Regions from separate parts of the Homo sapiens genome. Here region 2 is linked to region 1. A link is a contact called in ENCODE Hi-C or POLR2A ChIA-PET data. All regions are on one chromosome and are shown on one strand. Each heading gives the region's core, a stretch centred on a gene start or an enhancer-like site at or near the end of the contact. The rest is flanking DNA. Distances are from core to core; before and after follow the strand shown. Region 1 holds the start of STX5 (syntaxin 5). Region 2 holds the start of EHD1 (EH domain containing 1).

What was found. Hi-C counts contacts between places; a loop is a spot of excess contacts on that map. ChIA-PET counts read pairs that join two places held with the same protein, here RNA polymerase II (POLR2A). Pooled maps may share reads with other maps.
Region 2: a loop to region 1 is called in a pooled map, with 6 times the contacts of the local background. The contact joins the promoter of EHD1 here to the promoter of STX5 in region 1. A Hi-C loop is called at or near these places in 6 of 50 pooled maps. POLR2A ChIA-PET finds 5 or more read pairs at or near these places in 3 of 52 experiments (B cell, CD8-positive, alpha-beta memory T cell and Caco-2).

Annotation. Positions count from the first base shown.
Region 1 is chr11:62,826,325-62,833,716 of GRCh38, forward strand. It overlaps STX5 (syntaxin 5), which reads right to left and starts at 5,727. Exons shown (of 11, transcript NM_003164.5): 1 at 5,630-5,727; 2 at 4,695-4,938; 3 at 1,237-1,307; 4 at 1,019-1,074; 5 at 831-901. The coding sequence starts at 4,919. It overlaps TEX54 (testis expressed 54), which reads right to left and starts at 6,517. Exons shown (of 1, transcript NM_001395459.1): 1 at 5,997-6,517. The coding sequence starts at 6,426. The coding sequence ends at 6,052. It overlaps WDR74 (WD repeat domain 74), which reads right to left. Exons shown (of 11, transcript NM_001369450.1): 10 at 7,294-7,350; 11 at 6,587-6,807. The coding sequence ends at 6,628. STX5-DT (STX5 divergent transcript) reads left to right here and starts at 5,910. Exons shown (of 2, transcript NR_135084.1): 1 at 5,910-5,993; 2 at 7,239-7,392. RefSeq lists enhancers at 5,638-5,727, 6,098-6,167, 6,188-6,237.
Region 2 is chr11:64,875,221-64,882,612 of GRCh38, forward strand. EHD1 (EH domain containing 1) reads right to left here and starts at 3,401. Exons shown (of 5, transcript NM_006795.4): 1 at 2,841-3,401. The coding sequence starts at 3,244. It overlaps MIR10392 (microRNA 10392), which reads right to left and starts at 3,389; the gene lies at 3,303-3,389. It also overlaps the pseudogene RPS16P6. RefSeq lists enhancers at 1,538-2,314, 1,978-2,077, 5,400-5,549, 5,720-5,769, 5,830-5,919 and silencers at 2,238-2,307, 3,158-3,207, 3,228-3,787.

The sequences.
Region 1 (7,392 bases), core at 4,477-6,976:
AGGTGGGCGGATCACCTGAGGTCAGGAGTTTGAGACCAGCCTGACCAACGTGGAGAAACCCTGTCTCTACTAAAAATACAAAATTAGCCGGGCGCGGTGGCACGTGCCTGTAATCCCAGCTATTCGGGAGGCTGAGGCAGGGGAGTCACTTGAACCCAGGAGACAGAGGTTGCAGTGAGCTGAGATCGCGCCACTGTGCTCCAGCCTGAGCAACAAGAGTGAAACTCTGTCTCAAAAAATAATAATAAATAAATAAATAAATAAAATAAAAGTTATTATTACAGTCGAGTGCAGTGGCTCACACCTGTAATCCCAGCACTTTGGGAGGCCAAGGTGGGCGGCTCACTTGAGGTCAGGAGTTCGAGACCAGCCTGGCATACCCCGTCTCTACTAAAGATAAAACAATTAGCCAGTCATTGGTAGCGGGTGCCTATAGTCCCAGCTACTGGGGAGGCTGAGGCAGGAGAATCGCTTGCACCTGGGAGGTGGAGGTTGCAGTGAGCCAAGATCGCACCACTGCACTCCGGCCTGGGTGAAAGAGCAAAACTCTGCCTCAAAAAAAAAAAAAAAAAAAAAATTATCCAGGAATGAGGGCATGTCCCTGTAGTCTCTACCACTCAGGAGGCTCAGGCTGGAGGAAAGCTTGAGGCCAGGAGTTAAGGGCTGCAGTGAGCTAGGTCACACCACTACACTCCAGACTGGTCAACACAGTGAGACCCCCCTCTCTAAAAAAAGAAACTTGCTCTGGGTCCCCATGGCAATGGAAAATGACAGGAAGACAGAAGTGATCTGATTGGAATGCTGGGCTCTCCTGATGGCTAGTAGCTCACCTGTTTGATGATATATGTTAGCTCTTCAATTTCCACTGCTTTATCATCAAAGAGGGACTTGCGCTTTGCCACTACAGAGACAAACAAGAAGCCACAATGGGTGAGGTCAAGGACAAAGCTCAGGGAATATAGTCCTCAACCCTCTTTGATTTACTGCCCCACTTCTGAAAGACCCCAAGAACACTCACAGATTGTCAGCTTCTCCAGCTTGGCAAATGTGTTGCTAAGGTCTTTCCCAATGCGCCTGCAAATGACCACTAGTCAGACTGTGGGAAAGGGCAGGACGCCTTTTCCCACATAAGCTCCAGCATAACCAATCCCAGACTTCACAGCCAAGGCCACTGATTGCAAGTCTACTTTTCTTCAGACACTGTATCACCCCACCAGAAAGCTTCTCTCAACTCACTTGGCCATGAGGGTGAATTCACTGCGTTGTCGGACAGCACGCAAAGCTGGCTTATTTGTCTGGATTCCATTCTGAAAAGCAATGGCAGGAGGTGACAACTTTAGTTCTCCCTTCCCCAGTTCCAGCTTTCACTCTTCCTGAGGTGTCCACTAACCTATCTCTAGTGCTGGTGGCATCCATCAGATGATCTAGATTTATGAGTGGTAGTCGTTTAGAGTCCAGATTTGAAGAGCAGGTAGACCTGAGTTCAAATCTTGACTCACCACTTACTACTAGCTGGTGGATTTGGGGCGAGTTACTTAAAACATTCTAAATCTCTACTTTCTCTTCTATAAAATGAAGACAATCCACACATCTCCTATTGTTGCTAAGGTTAAATAACAAAAAGGCTGAAAAGTACTTCAGTCAACTACCTGGTACATAGTAAGCACTAAATAAATGGTATCTAGTATTGCCATTCTATTCCTCAAATCAGGAAATCAATAAGGATGATTGCAAAGCTCTTGGAGATCATACAGAAGAGCAGCTTTACCATGAGCTGAAAAACACTTCTTTATAACTTTTCTGTTTTTGAGACAGGGTCTCACTCTGTCTCCCAGGTTGGAATATAGTAGCATGATCATAACTTACTGCGGCCTCGACATCCTGGGCTCAAGTGATCCTCCAACTTCAGCCTCCCAAGTAGCTGGGACTACAGGGCACACCACCACACCTAGCTAATTTTTAACTTTTTGTAGAGATAGGGTCTTGCTATATTGCCCAGGCTGGTCTTGAACTCCTAGGCTCACGCAATCCTCCCACCTCAGCCTCCCAAAGTGCTGGGATTACAGGTGCCAGCCAGCATGTCCAGCCATCAGTAAAAATATTTAAAAATACAGTTACTCGGCCGGGTGCAGTGGCTCACGCCTGTAATCCCAGCACTTTGGAAAGCTGAGGCAGGCGGATCACGAGGTCAAGAGATTGAGACCAACCTGGCTAACATGGTGAAACCCCATCTCTACTAAAAATACAAAAATTTAGCCAGGTGTGGTGGCATGCACCTGTAGTCCCAGCTACTCAGCAGGCTGAGGCCGGAGAATCACTTGAACCTGGGAGGTGGAGGCTGCCGTGAGCCAAGATCCCACCACTGCACTCCAGCCTGGGTGACAGAGCGAGACTCCGTCTCAAAATAAATAAATAAATAAATAAACAAACAAACAAACAAATAAATAAATACAGTTACTTGGCCAGGTGCAGTGGCTCACACCTGTAATCCCAGCATTTTGGGAGGCCGAGGCAAGCAGATCACGAGGTCAAGAGACAGAGACCATCCTGGCGAACACAGTGAAACCCCGTCTCTACTAAAAATACAAAAATTAGCTGGGTGTCCTGGCACCGCCTGTATTCCCAGCTACTTGGGAGGCTGAGGCAGGAGAATCACTTAAACCCAGAGGTGGAGGCTGCAGTGAACCCAGATCACGTCACTGCACTCCAGCCTGGCAACAAAGAGAGACTGTCTCAAAAACAAACAAACAAACAAACAAACAAACAAACACAAACTGCTTACTCGGGTCCCACTGGGATTGTTGAAAAAAACACTCCCGGCTGGGTACGGTGGCTCACGCTTGCAATCCCAGCACTTTGGAAGGCTGAGGCGGGCAGAGCACCTGAGGTCGGGAGTTTGAGACCAGCCTGACCAATATGGAGAAACCCCGTCTCCACTCAAAATACAAAATTAGCCAGGCATGGTGGCGCATGTCTGTAATCCCAGCTACTTGGGAGGCTGAGGCAGGAGAATCACTGGAACCCGGGAGGCGGAGGTTGCAGTGAGCTAAGATCGTGCCACTGCACTACAGCCTGGGCAACAAGAGCGAAATTCCCATCTCAAAAATAAATAAATAAATAAATAAATAAATAGCACTCCCAAATTTTTTTTAAGAGGAGCTGAGTGCAGTGGCTGACACCTGTAATCCCAGCACTTTGAGAAGATAAAGCAGACGGATCACTTGAGCCCAGAAGTTCGAGACCAGCCTGGGCAACATGGTAAAACCCCATCTCTACTAACAAAACAGAAATTAGCCAGATGTGGTGGCACATGCCTATAATCCCAGCTACTGAGGAGCCTGAGGCAGGAGGGTTGCTTGAGCCCAGGAGGTCAGATGTTGCAGTGAGATGAGATAGAACCATTGTACTCCAGCCTTGGTGACAGAGTGAGACCATGTTTCCAAAAAAGGAGAGAGAGAGGCCAGGTGTGGTGACTCATACCTGTAATCCCAGCACTTTGGGAGGCTGAGGAGGGCAGATCACCTCAGGTCAGGAGTTCAAAGCCAGCCTGACATGGTGAAACCCCATCTCTACTAAAAAAAAATACAAAAATTAGCCGGGCGTGGTGACGGGCACCTGTAATCCCAGCTACTCGAGAGGCTAAGGCAGGAGAATCGCTTGAACCCAGGAAGAGGAGGTTGCAGTGAGCCGAGATTGCACCATTGCACCCCAGTCTGGGCGACAAGGCAAAATTCCTTCTCAAAAAAAAAAAAAAAAAAAAAAGAGAGAGAGGAAGAGACTGGGCCTCGCTCAGCCTTCTAAGTAGCTGGGACTACAGGCACATGCCACCACGTCCAGCTTTTTTTTTTTTTTTTCCTGTAGAAACAGGGTCTTGCTTTGTTGCTCCTGCTGGTCTCTAACTCCTGGCCTCAAGTCATCCTCTGGCCTAGGCCTCCCAAAGTGCTGGAATTACAGGTATGAGCCACCACATCCAACCCTAAGTGATTTTGATACAAATTACTGATCTAGGGCCAGGTGTGGTGTCCAGACCAACCTGGGCAACATAGTGAGACACTGCCTGTACGAAAAAATTTTAAAATTAGCTGAGTGGTGCATCCATGTAGTCCCAGCTGCTCAGGAGGCTGAGGAAAGAGGATCCCTTGAGTCTAGGAGTTCAAGACTGCAAGTGAGCTATCATCACACCACTACACTCCAGCCTGTTGACAGAGTTGAAAAACAGATCTCAAAACAAAACAAAAACAACAAATTACTTATCTAGAAAATGTCCTTAATCTTACAGAGATAAAAACTAATATGTAACTAGATTAACTAATTTTCTCATGGTTACAGAGCAAACTTATGGTAGAAGTATATTGGAAAATTCAAGGTGCATGTTTCTCAGCTAAAGGCTCTTCCTAGAACTTGTTCCTTATTCACACCAATTATATTGCAGCCAAGTACTCTCTGAAGTACTCCCTCCAGAATAGCAATCCTGCCCTCCAAAGGATTCCTCACAAAAAAAAGTCTAAGTCCTTGCCCCTAGTTAGCCAGCCGACCTCTTCTCTGTTGCTTATAGCAGACCCTACAGGCCCCATCCAAGCCTATCAGTTCCATCAGGTACCCCCCAAAATTACTTCGGTTAACAGTGGTGGAGCACAGTCCTTCCTAGATTTGAGTAAGGCTCACTCCTCGCCTTTTCCACTCCAGGTCCTTACCTGACGGGTCTGCAGCGACTTGCAGGCAGACAGAAACTCCTGGGTCCGATCCCGGCAGGACATGGTGTCGGGAGGGGGAGGGACGAGGGTCACTGGGGGGGGCAGAGGGGCGATGTCGCTGCTGCTACTGCCAGCAGTTGCAGGGGACAGGACCTGTGTCTTTGAGAGACCCAGGTAGACACCCTGATCCGTGTTCTTAGACCCGTAGCGTTTCCGCGGGATCATTGAGACGCATAACCTCGGACTGTTGTGGAGGGGAGAGTGTCATTCCCCAGGCAACTTCTTTACCCAAACTCCCCCGCCCCACCCCAATCAACAAATCCCCGAGCCCCTTCTGCACTTCTCGTGGACTTTCGCGCCCAGGACGCTCGCAAATCCTGGGGCGGACCAGCAGCGGAAAGGGCCCCGCTTTTCCCCTGTCCCAAGTCGAACCCGCTTCAGACTCTTCTTCCAACTTGGCTCTGGCGGCCAGAGCGCGGGCCGGGGACCCTGAAGCAGAGACAGGGCCAGAGCCAACCCCGTGGTCCTGAGACTCCGGCCCGGCCCGTGTAACTGCCCCGGGCCCTAACCCAGCCCTTTCGTTTCCGCGGTTTCCTTCGGCCCCTCCGGGAGGGCCAGTGACGGACCTCCAAAGACTGACACACTTCGGTGGGCGGAGGGGGAAAACCTCTGGGTGTTTATTTGAAACAGGAAGTCCCACCCCCCGCCCAAGGTCCGCCTTCTGGAAGACTTCAACCACTCATTAGCTAAGGCCGACGTCTCTCTCAACAGAGGCTTTCCTGATTGGACGGCAAGGAATTCGCTCACCCGGAGCCGGGCCGGCAGGACTTGCCCGCTCGCCCCTGATTCCCTTCCCCCCGCCAGTCGTCGCCCCCGTAAAACCACTGCCCCAGAGCTGACACGGCGGCCAGATCCCCTCTTAAAGCGAATCTTACCTCCCCTCTGCCGCCTGCCGCCGCCGCCACTTCCAATCTCACCGGCCGTCACTGCCTCCTCCCCGAGCACTGAAGCCGCCGAAACCCGACCAAAGACTGGAAGCGGCCACGTCACCTACACGTAACCCCACCCCCAGTGACGAGGGGGCGGTCCCACGCGTTTCAAGCCCAGCGACCCGAAAGACACGCCCCACACCCAAACGCAAGAGCGATCCCGCCCTCCCATTGGCTAAGGCGCCACCGTGACCCCGCCCCAGAGTACTACAGCAGGCGCTCAGGGGGCTGGGCCCGCCTCCGGGAAGGAGCCTTAAAGAACCAGCTGCCCGGTGGTGTCCGCGCCCAGTCCCCCAGAGTGGTCGTGCAGGTATACGTTAGAAATTTTATTCTCTGGAGGTTGGGGCGGACTGAGAGCAGGTCTGGGGTCATCCCTTCTCCGGCTCCTCCTGGTTGCCTTCTCGGATCGGACTCTCCTGCTTCCGAATCTGGTCTGGTTGCCTCTTGCTTGGCCGCGAGGAGCCCCGACGACCGAACGTGGATAGTCGCCGCCACAGCACGGTAATCAGAAGGCTTTCGTTCGACTTGTGATTCGGATGGTCCGGGGAGTTCAAGTCGATATCTTCGGCGCCTGAGGGGACGACGAGGCCTCTGAGCTCACCCCTACCCTCGGGAAGCCCCCTCTCACACTCCCTGGGCCCTCTTTGTGTGTCTGTGGTCTCATCTTCCCTGCCGTCCTCAGACTCTTCCTCCTTGGACTGCTCATCAGACATCTCAAAGTCCTTGTCTTGGCAGCAGCCCATGGCCCCGCGTGGCCCTGGACTCCGTGCCACCCACGCCAGCCTGCCTGCCTCCAGGCCCGGCTTTTGTGACATCAGATATCCCGTCGCCCCAGCTCAGGCAGCCCCCACCCCAAGCTACCCCTCATTCCTTTCTCCCATCACAAAAGGCTCAGGGTCATGGTGGGTGTTCAGCAGTTTATTTACAAAGTGGGCACAGGGGCGTCAGGGGCTGGTGGACCCAGGCCGCTTCTTCTTTCTCCGTCTCGTTTGGAGAGCTCCTTGGGGCTGCTCCAAACCCGAGAGCTTCCGCTTGGCAGCTGCCTCCAAGGATGCCCAAAGTTCATCTGTCTCTGTGTCTTCTAGGGGCACCTTGTTGGGTTCTTGAGGCTCTTGGGGCTCATCCTGGTGAGTGGGAAGAAAGCTTAGGAGTCAGGGGGGCCGGGCACGGTGGCTCCCACCTGTAATCTCAGCACTTTGGGAGACCAAGGCAGGAGGATTGCTTGAGCCCAGGACTTAGCGACCAGACTGGGCAACATAAGGAGACCCCATCTCCACAAAAAGAAGTTTAAAAAAAAAAAAAAAAAAAAAAAAAAAGAAAAGTAGTCAGGGGCACAGGGACAAACCCACAGGGAAGGAGACCCTGGCTGAGAAAGAATCCCTCTGGGTACCACCACCTTTATTCCCTGCTCCTAGAAAGCAACCCCATCCATGCTGTTGGCAATAACCCTCTCAGGATTTTAACTGTTAATGCCTCTCAGAGAAATTAAGTGACCAGGCAGGTAAACAGATAGTCCCAAGTCTGCATTCCAGCTGCCTCCTTTTCCTCTCCATAGGGAGGTCCTCACATCTATGCCCTTGGCTCCCACATTCCCGGGCCCAACTGCTCACCTCCCAGTTGTCCCTGCCTGACAAGAGGAGGCAGTTCAATTGAGACTTGAGATAAACCTGCAAAAGATGAGGGACCTTAAGGAGCCAGGCATGCTGAGA
Region 2 (7,392 bases), core at 2,151-4,650, 2.0 Mb after region 1:
GATCCTTCACTGGACGCAGAAAAAGCTCCTTTGAAAAGTTCTCTGAAAGGCCAGGCGTGGTGGCTCACGCCTGTAATCCTAGTACTTTGGGAGGCCAAGGCAGGCAGATCACTTGAGGTCAGGAGTTCACGACCAGCCTGGCCAACATGGTGAAACTCCATCTCTACCCAAAATAGAAAAATTAGCTGGGCATGGTGGCACGCGCCTGTAGTCCCAGCTACTCGGCAGGCTGAGGCAGGAGAATTGCTCGAACCCAGGAGGTGGAGCTTGCAGTGAGCCGAAATTGTGCGCCACTGCACTCCAGCCTGTGCAACAGAGCGAGACTCTGTCTCAAAAAAACAAACAAAAAACTTCTCTGAAAAAGGTAGTGAGAGCAAAGAAAAGACTGACCCATTATCTGTAGGACACAGACTTGAAGCTGCCTTTCCAACAGACGGGAGGACTCTGAGCCGATCAGCTTCTCCCTTTGGCCCCATCCCCCAGTGACCAGGGGCCCACGGGCAGAGGGCAGCTGGCCAGGGCAAGGGGTGCTCTGCAAGGCAGTGGAGCAAGACCAGCTGACCTGCAGGGCGAGCAAAACGTGGGCCTCACTCTCGCCAGTGCCAGTAGCAATGCATGAAGGCCAGTCCTGGCCTTCCTGCTGGGGACAGGAGGCGCTGGAGAGATGATTACAGAATAGAAGGATGGGAAGCAGAATTGGCTCTGGGAAATCACATACATAAAAATGCCTCATAAATGAGCCCAGAAAGTGAGTTAATATCTATAGGACCCAGAAACCAGTTGCTCTGCAGAGCCCAGGGTATATGGCAGAAAACAAGAAAGGGGAAGCAGCAAAGATGCCTCCGATTCCATCTCACCAAGAACGCACAGGTTTCATCTCGCACAAGTGGCAGTCCCAGTTATGCAATAAGTTTTTGCAAGACACTCTTAAGACACCCTGACTGCACCTTGCCTTGGTCTGCTCCAGCTGATTTTATTCTTAGAGCAGCCACATAGGGGGAGAAGGCCGGCAAGTCAAGTTCACGACTCAATGAGTCTCTTCAAGACTCAGCTGGGAGAGGCTGTATCAGCCAGAGAAAAGCCTCCTTTGTTGCACCCTCCTCGCCGGGCTCACTCCCCACACTACACATCCTGGCACAGCTCTGGGCCTCAGCGTGGGCTGATAGGGCCCTTTCGGCAGGGCCATCAGTGATCAGGGATCCTCTGGAGATGAGGTGGCAGCAAGAAGGAAATAAACGTGTGCCACCTCTCAGATCCTGTGGCACCAATGTCATCAAAGCACCGGTCTCGGACAAAGCAATCTCGAATTGCTCTTTTTCGGGTAGAAGCAGCAGAAAGCAGTAACTGGCTGTGCAAAAGCCAGGCAGTCAGTGCTGGCTGACCTAATGGGTGACTTCCACACATCAGCCAGACCCTCTGAACCTCGGTTTCCTGAACCAGTCAGGTGGGGGCTGCCAAGATGATGTCTAAGATCCTTCCAGCTCTGAAACTCTAGGCTTCCAAATTCAGAAAACTGGTCCTGTGCCATGTCTCTCCTTTCAAAAAAGGTGTGCCCTCACAAGGAAAGTGAAGAGGACTCCGCCTCTTCAGGACCCTTAGCCCAAAGGGCTGCACTCAACCTGGCCTTGACAGACAAACATCAACAGCCGTAAAACAGGAGGGCGGGCTGAAATGCCTGGAAGTGAACAGACCCTGCTGAAGGTCAGCTCTGTGCCTGGAGTAGGCCTGGCCACCAGCTTGGCTCTAGGGCAAGCTGCCCTGCACAGCTGGATGGCGTCTGGAAAGGAATGTGACCGTGCAGGGCGGGGACCTGGAAGGCAGGATTCAAAGATTCCTTCAGAGGCTCTTCGCTGGTGCAGAATTATGAAAGGCATGTGGAGTCCGTGAACGTGGGGTGGCAGGGAGGACAGGGTCTGTGAAGTACTTTGGTATGTCGCCTGGGGGTTGGGACGGGCATGTCTCGAGTTTCTCTGGAGAAAAGTGAGCTTGGGCATTGCACTCCTTGAGGGGCGGGAGCACTGTGTTTCATTCACAGCACTGAGACAGGCAGAGTCCTGGAGCTCACTCTCCTCGCGTGCAGAGGCCACTTAACTGGAAAAGTGAGGTCCAAGTGGGTGAAGGAACCTCAGATTCTGTCCCTCAGTGCACAGAAGGGCTTAGGGCCAGAATCTCATTGCAGGGCTCCCACTGCCACCACCTCATCCTGCTTCCTGAAACCCCTCAGGGCAGCACTGACCTCTTGAGAGCTGCCATTGGGAGAAGTGTTCGAACCTCAACTGTCCCCTGCCTCCAAGGGGCTGCCCCAAAGTCAGCAAGCCACAGCCGATCCTCCTCCTCCCTCCTACACAAAACCACCGTCCCAGGGGAGGCAGAGCAGACCCACACCGCACCAGAGAAGGGAATGGCTAAAAGTTTCATTGTGTTTTGCTATTGACACTTAAGAAGACAGGGAGGGGAGGGTTGATTTCCGTGAATTAGGTGCATCCAGCCTGCGGGACGGAGGTGGAGACCAAGAAAAGGAGCGCAGGAATGGCTCAGCTTCCTACTGCGGCCCTGCTGCTGAGGGGAGTGGGGCTGGGATCTGCAGGAGGGCTTGGTGGTTACCCTGGAAGATTCTGGGGAGGACAGAAGCTGGGGGAGCCGACAACGCCCACTCTTAGACCCCCAGTGGGTTTACTCTGGGAAGGGGCAGGGCCCTTGGACCAGGGAGTGGTCACTGAGGGTCTCACTGGGGCCTCGGAGACAAAGGACGGCGGGGCGACAGCCACGGGAGGGTCAGGCTCCGAGTGAGGGGTGTGCCCCGGACGCGCCCCCCGCCCCCTGGAGTGATGGGTGGGTACCTGTTGAGGAAAGCGTTGCCAAACGCGTTGAGCTTGCGGAAGGGGCGCCGCGGGTCCACCACGAGCGCGTTGCCCGGCACCACGCCCTCAGTGGGGCCGTGCATGACGGCGATGAAGGAGTCGGTGGTGGGCTCGGGCCCGATGCGCATCCCCGGGAAGTCCTGCTCGATCAGGTGTCGGATGAAGGTGGTCTTGCCCGTGCTGTACTGCCCCACGAGGAGCACCATAGGCTTGTTGTCGAAGTCAGCGTCCTCCAGCGCGGGCGAGTGGAACTCGTGGAAGCGGTAGTGCTCCTCCAGGGGTAGCAGCTTCTGCGCGTACAGCTGCCGCAGCCCCTCAGCCACCGTCTGGAAGAGCTCCGGCTCCTTCTTGCGGCGGGCATCCTTGCTGACCCAGCTGAACATACTGCCGGACACGGGGCTGGCTGCTGCGGGGCAGAGCGGCGGCTGAGAGCGGGGCGAGGGTGCGGAGCCGAGGCGGGGCCGGCCGGGGCAGGGAATCGGGAGCGACCCACACTGCGCAGGCGCACAGCCCAGCCCGTCGAAGCGCCCTCTGCCGAATGCTGCGCACCCCTCGCGGAGCGGCCTTTATAGGGTCGGTCCCTCAGTGGCGGCTAGCGCCGCCGCGGCGGGGGCAGGGCGGAATTGGGGGCGGTAGGGAGGAGCCCCTCCCAGCCCCGCCCCTCCGACTGGTGCCACGTCTTCCCCTACCCCGCCCCCATTGGCTGATTCCAAATCTCGCGAGGCTGTGGTCCGGGTGCCGTGGCAACCGCACCTGTTTCGCCCCGCCCCTCGTAGGGAGGCTCGCGAAAGTGCTGCGGTTAGGAAGGCGAGGAGCGGGCGTTCGGCGGAGACGGCCTCTGGGCCGCGCGCCTTCCGGCACCGTGGCCCCCCCACACCCCCGCGGGATGGCTCCACGAGACACCCAGTCAGGCACCCTGGTTCCCTGACTACGCGCCGCGCCCGCCGTTCGCCACGTGCGGTCCTCCAGCTGGCTCGGAATCCCCGGAAGCATCGGAGTACCCCCAGGCGGCGGCACCTCCTCCTCTCAGCCCAGCTTCCCAGACACACACTGTCTTTGTCCCCTCATCTTTTATCTGCTTTGGGAGAGGGAGAGACAGGAAAGTGGTAGCAGAGCAAGCTGAGGGAGTAGAGAATCCGGGGCGGGCTGGTGACTGGGGAAAGAAAAATGGGCAGCGAGAGGCCTGACCTCCCCTCAGGCCGACGGGGTGGGAATGGGAGAGGGACGCAAGCGAGGGAGGACATGGGTGACACCGGACTCGCGCGGGAGAAGAGAAGGCTTCCCCACAAAGGCTATAGCTGGGGCAAGGCAGGGAGGGCATGAGGAGGAAGTTGAGGCTCTCTGGCCACTTGCGTATTGGGAAGTGAAATCGGAAATTCCCTATGTGGGGAAGAGGGGAAGTGTGGGGGCAACAATGAAATCTTGTGGGAATTTAGGGGGAAGTTTAAAAACCCAAATACTTCCACTTTCCTCTCGGGGTCACCACCATTTACCATCATTTACTGGGATCTGTGCCCTACCTCCCCTTACCAGTTCCTGGCTGTTCCATGGGGCTCACTCCCCCGCCATCCTCCCCGGCCACACACAGACCCCTTTGGCTGTCCAGGCTGGTGAGAATCTTCAGTGGGTGATGTCAGAGCTTTGGGGACTGATTGTTATGTAACCAGTATCAAGACACCAACCTGTGGTAGCAGGACCCTGGGGGCTCTTAAAGAGATCTGAATTGAACCTGCGACTTTGAAAGCCTCAGGTCCAACTTCCTCGCTTCTGGGAGATGTGGAAGCCTGGAGGGCTAGGGGCCTGTATCAGGGGATAACTTGGGCTGGTAGGCTAAGAGGAAGAGGCAGGAACTCAAATCTGAGAACGGGGGATATCTCAGGGGAACTGAGTGGTGGAATCTAGAGAGGACACGATGGGAGGTTTGTTCGCCTACCGCTTGTAAGATCCCTTCCGAGGGAATAGATAGTTCCCTTGCCCTCCCCTCTTGCTCCCTAACCATTGGAGAGCGGATAAGTAATTCCAACCCTGCCTGCAATCTTACGCCCCTTAGTGCTTTGATTTGATTCTTTTCATCATAGTAAAGCACACAAGCTACTGCCCCCCCCCTTTTTTTTTTTTTTTTTTTTTTTTGGTGTTATTCTCAAAAGAAGATACTGAGGCTCCTAGGCAGAGCTGTCACCAGAGGCTGCATGCCAATTGGTGACGAGGAGCCTCCGGCGGGCCTAGTCCAGACTTCCCGGGTCAGCCTTAGAAGCCACAGTGTTTGCCTCCTACTCAGCACTGTTAGGGATCCACCCCGGAGATGCAGTTTCTGGGTTGATCTAGGGAAGGGCCCAGGGCTGAGGATCCTGAATGAAGTAGTTGTTCAGTCGTCTCAATGAGGCTGCTCCAAACTGGCGCCCCGGCAGCATTCTCATTGACGCGCCATGGTTTTCAAATCTCCCCAGAGCCCTGTGTGCTGGGAAAACCCAGCCCTAGAAAACTGAAAACAACAAAATGTTCCTGGGTTATTTATAAACAAAACCCAGACCCTGTCGTTATGTATGGCCACTTGACTTTCTCCAAAGATCTTAAAGGACTGAAAGAAGGGATCTCTGTCACCCTGGTGAGGCCCACGTGACCAGCAATTAGTTTCCCCCAATTTCATGGAGTTGGCACCCAGCTTCCAGGCAGCTTCCTTATCTTGTCATGCCCCACACCGAAAATGTCCTAATTTTTTTTTCTTTTGTGTTTTCTGAGTAGGGCAGTTTGTTTGGTGGGAAAGTTGTATAAAATGTGAATGCACCCTTTCACTTTTGGTTTCTCCGCTGTTTCACTTTCTGCCTGTCTGCCTGAGCCCATGGCAGATTGATGGAGGGTTCAAGTATTTTTCTTTTATCTCAGAAACTGTGCCATCCCCCACTCCCAGTGTTTTATTCTTCAGTTAATAAATCCATTCCCTGCAAACCCAGGGCCTTGAGGTACCCCCTAGCTCTCCTCAGAAACGCCCTCATCCAGCAGAAAGGGGCCTCACCTCCCCTCTAAGTGGTCTGCTTGGTCCTGTCATGGCCTGATCTAGGAAAACATCTACAAGGTCCCTAGAGACAACTTAAAAAAAAAAGGCCAGGTGCAGTAGCTCATGTCTGTAATCCCAGCACTTTGGGAGGCCGATGCAAGCAGATCACCTGAGATCAAGACCACCCTGGCCAATATCACAAAACCCCGTCTCTACTAAAAATACAAAAATTAGCCAGGTATGGTGGCGTGTGCCTGTAATCCCAGCTACTGAGGAGGCTGAGGCAGGAGAATCGCTTGAACCCGTGAGGTGGAGGTTGCAGTGAGCCAAGATCGCACCACTGCATTCTAACCTGGGCAACAGAAGGAGACTCCATCTCAAAAAAAAAAAAAAAAAGAGAGGTGCCTTTTCCGCTTGCGGTGCCGTGCAGTGAGGAGCTCTTATCTGTGCTCTTGGCTATGCCATCCAAGGGCCAGCTGCAGTCCGTGCAATCCACTGCAAACATGGCAGTGGCCTCATCAAGGTGAATGGATGGCCCCTGGAGATGATGGAGCCGAGCGCTGCAATTCAAGCTGCTGGAACTAGTTCCTAGTTCTGCCTCTGGGCAAGGAGCAATTTGCTGACATGCACACGCATGTTTGTGTGAAGGGTGGTGGTCATGTGACCCAGATTTATGCTATCAACATCAGTCCATCTCCAAAGCCTTAGTGGCCTATTACCGGAAATAAATGGATGAGGCTTCCAAAAGGACCAGAGGCATCCTCATCCAGCATGACTGGACCCTGTCAGTAGCTGACCCCCGTTGCTGCAAATCCAAAAACGTTGGAGGCCCTGGTACCTATGCTTGCTACCAGAAATCGTACCAATAAGCCCATCACAGGGACCAGGATTCACCTATATAATAAACTATGTTTGAGAGTGTTTTTTTTTTTTTGAGACAGAGTCTCACTCTGTGTCACCCAAGCTGGAGTGCAATGGTGCGATCTCAGCTCACTGCAACCTCCACCTCCTGGGTTCAAGTGATTATCCTGCCTTAGCCTCCCAAGTAGGTGGGATTACAGGCGCCTGCCACCATGCCTGGCTAATTTTTTGTATTTTTAGTAGAGACTACTAAAAATACATGTTGGTCAGGCTGGTCTCGAACCCCTGACCTCAAGTAATACACCCACCTCAGCCTCCCAAAATGCTGGGATTACAGGCATGAGCCACCGCACCCAGTCGATATTTTTTTTTTAAGGAGTTTTTCTCCAAATATGGCAGAAAAATCGAGCTGAGAAAAACCAAAACATAGGTTTCTCCCTGGGATGAGGAGTGGTTCATTCTTTCCACTGACAGAGTTTGCATATCAGCACAGATTTTTGTTCTCACAGTCATGAGATTTGGGCAACAAATCAGTTTTCCCGACACAAGGTGAGGAACTGAGGAGGACTGTTCTTTTGAATGCCGGGTCTCCCACACTGGCAAGAAGAGTGTCCTCTCCACACCATGAGGCCTTTCTCTTGCAGCAGCTGTGGCCCTTGGGTGATGGCTCTGGGG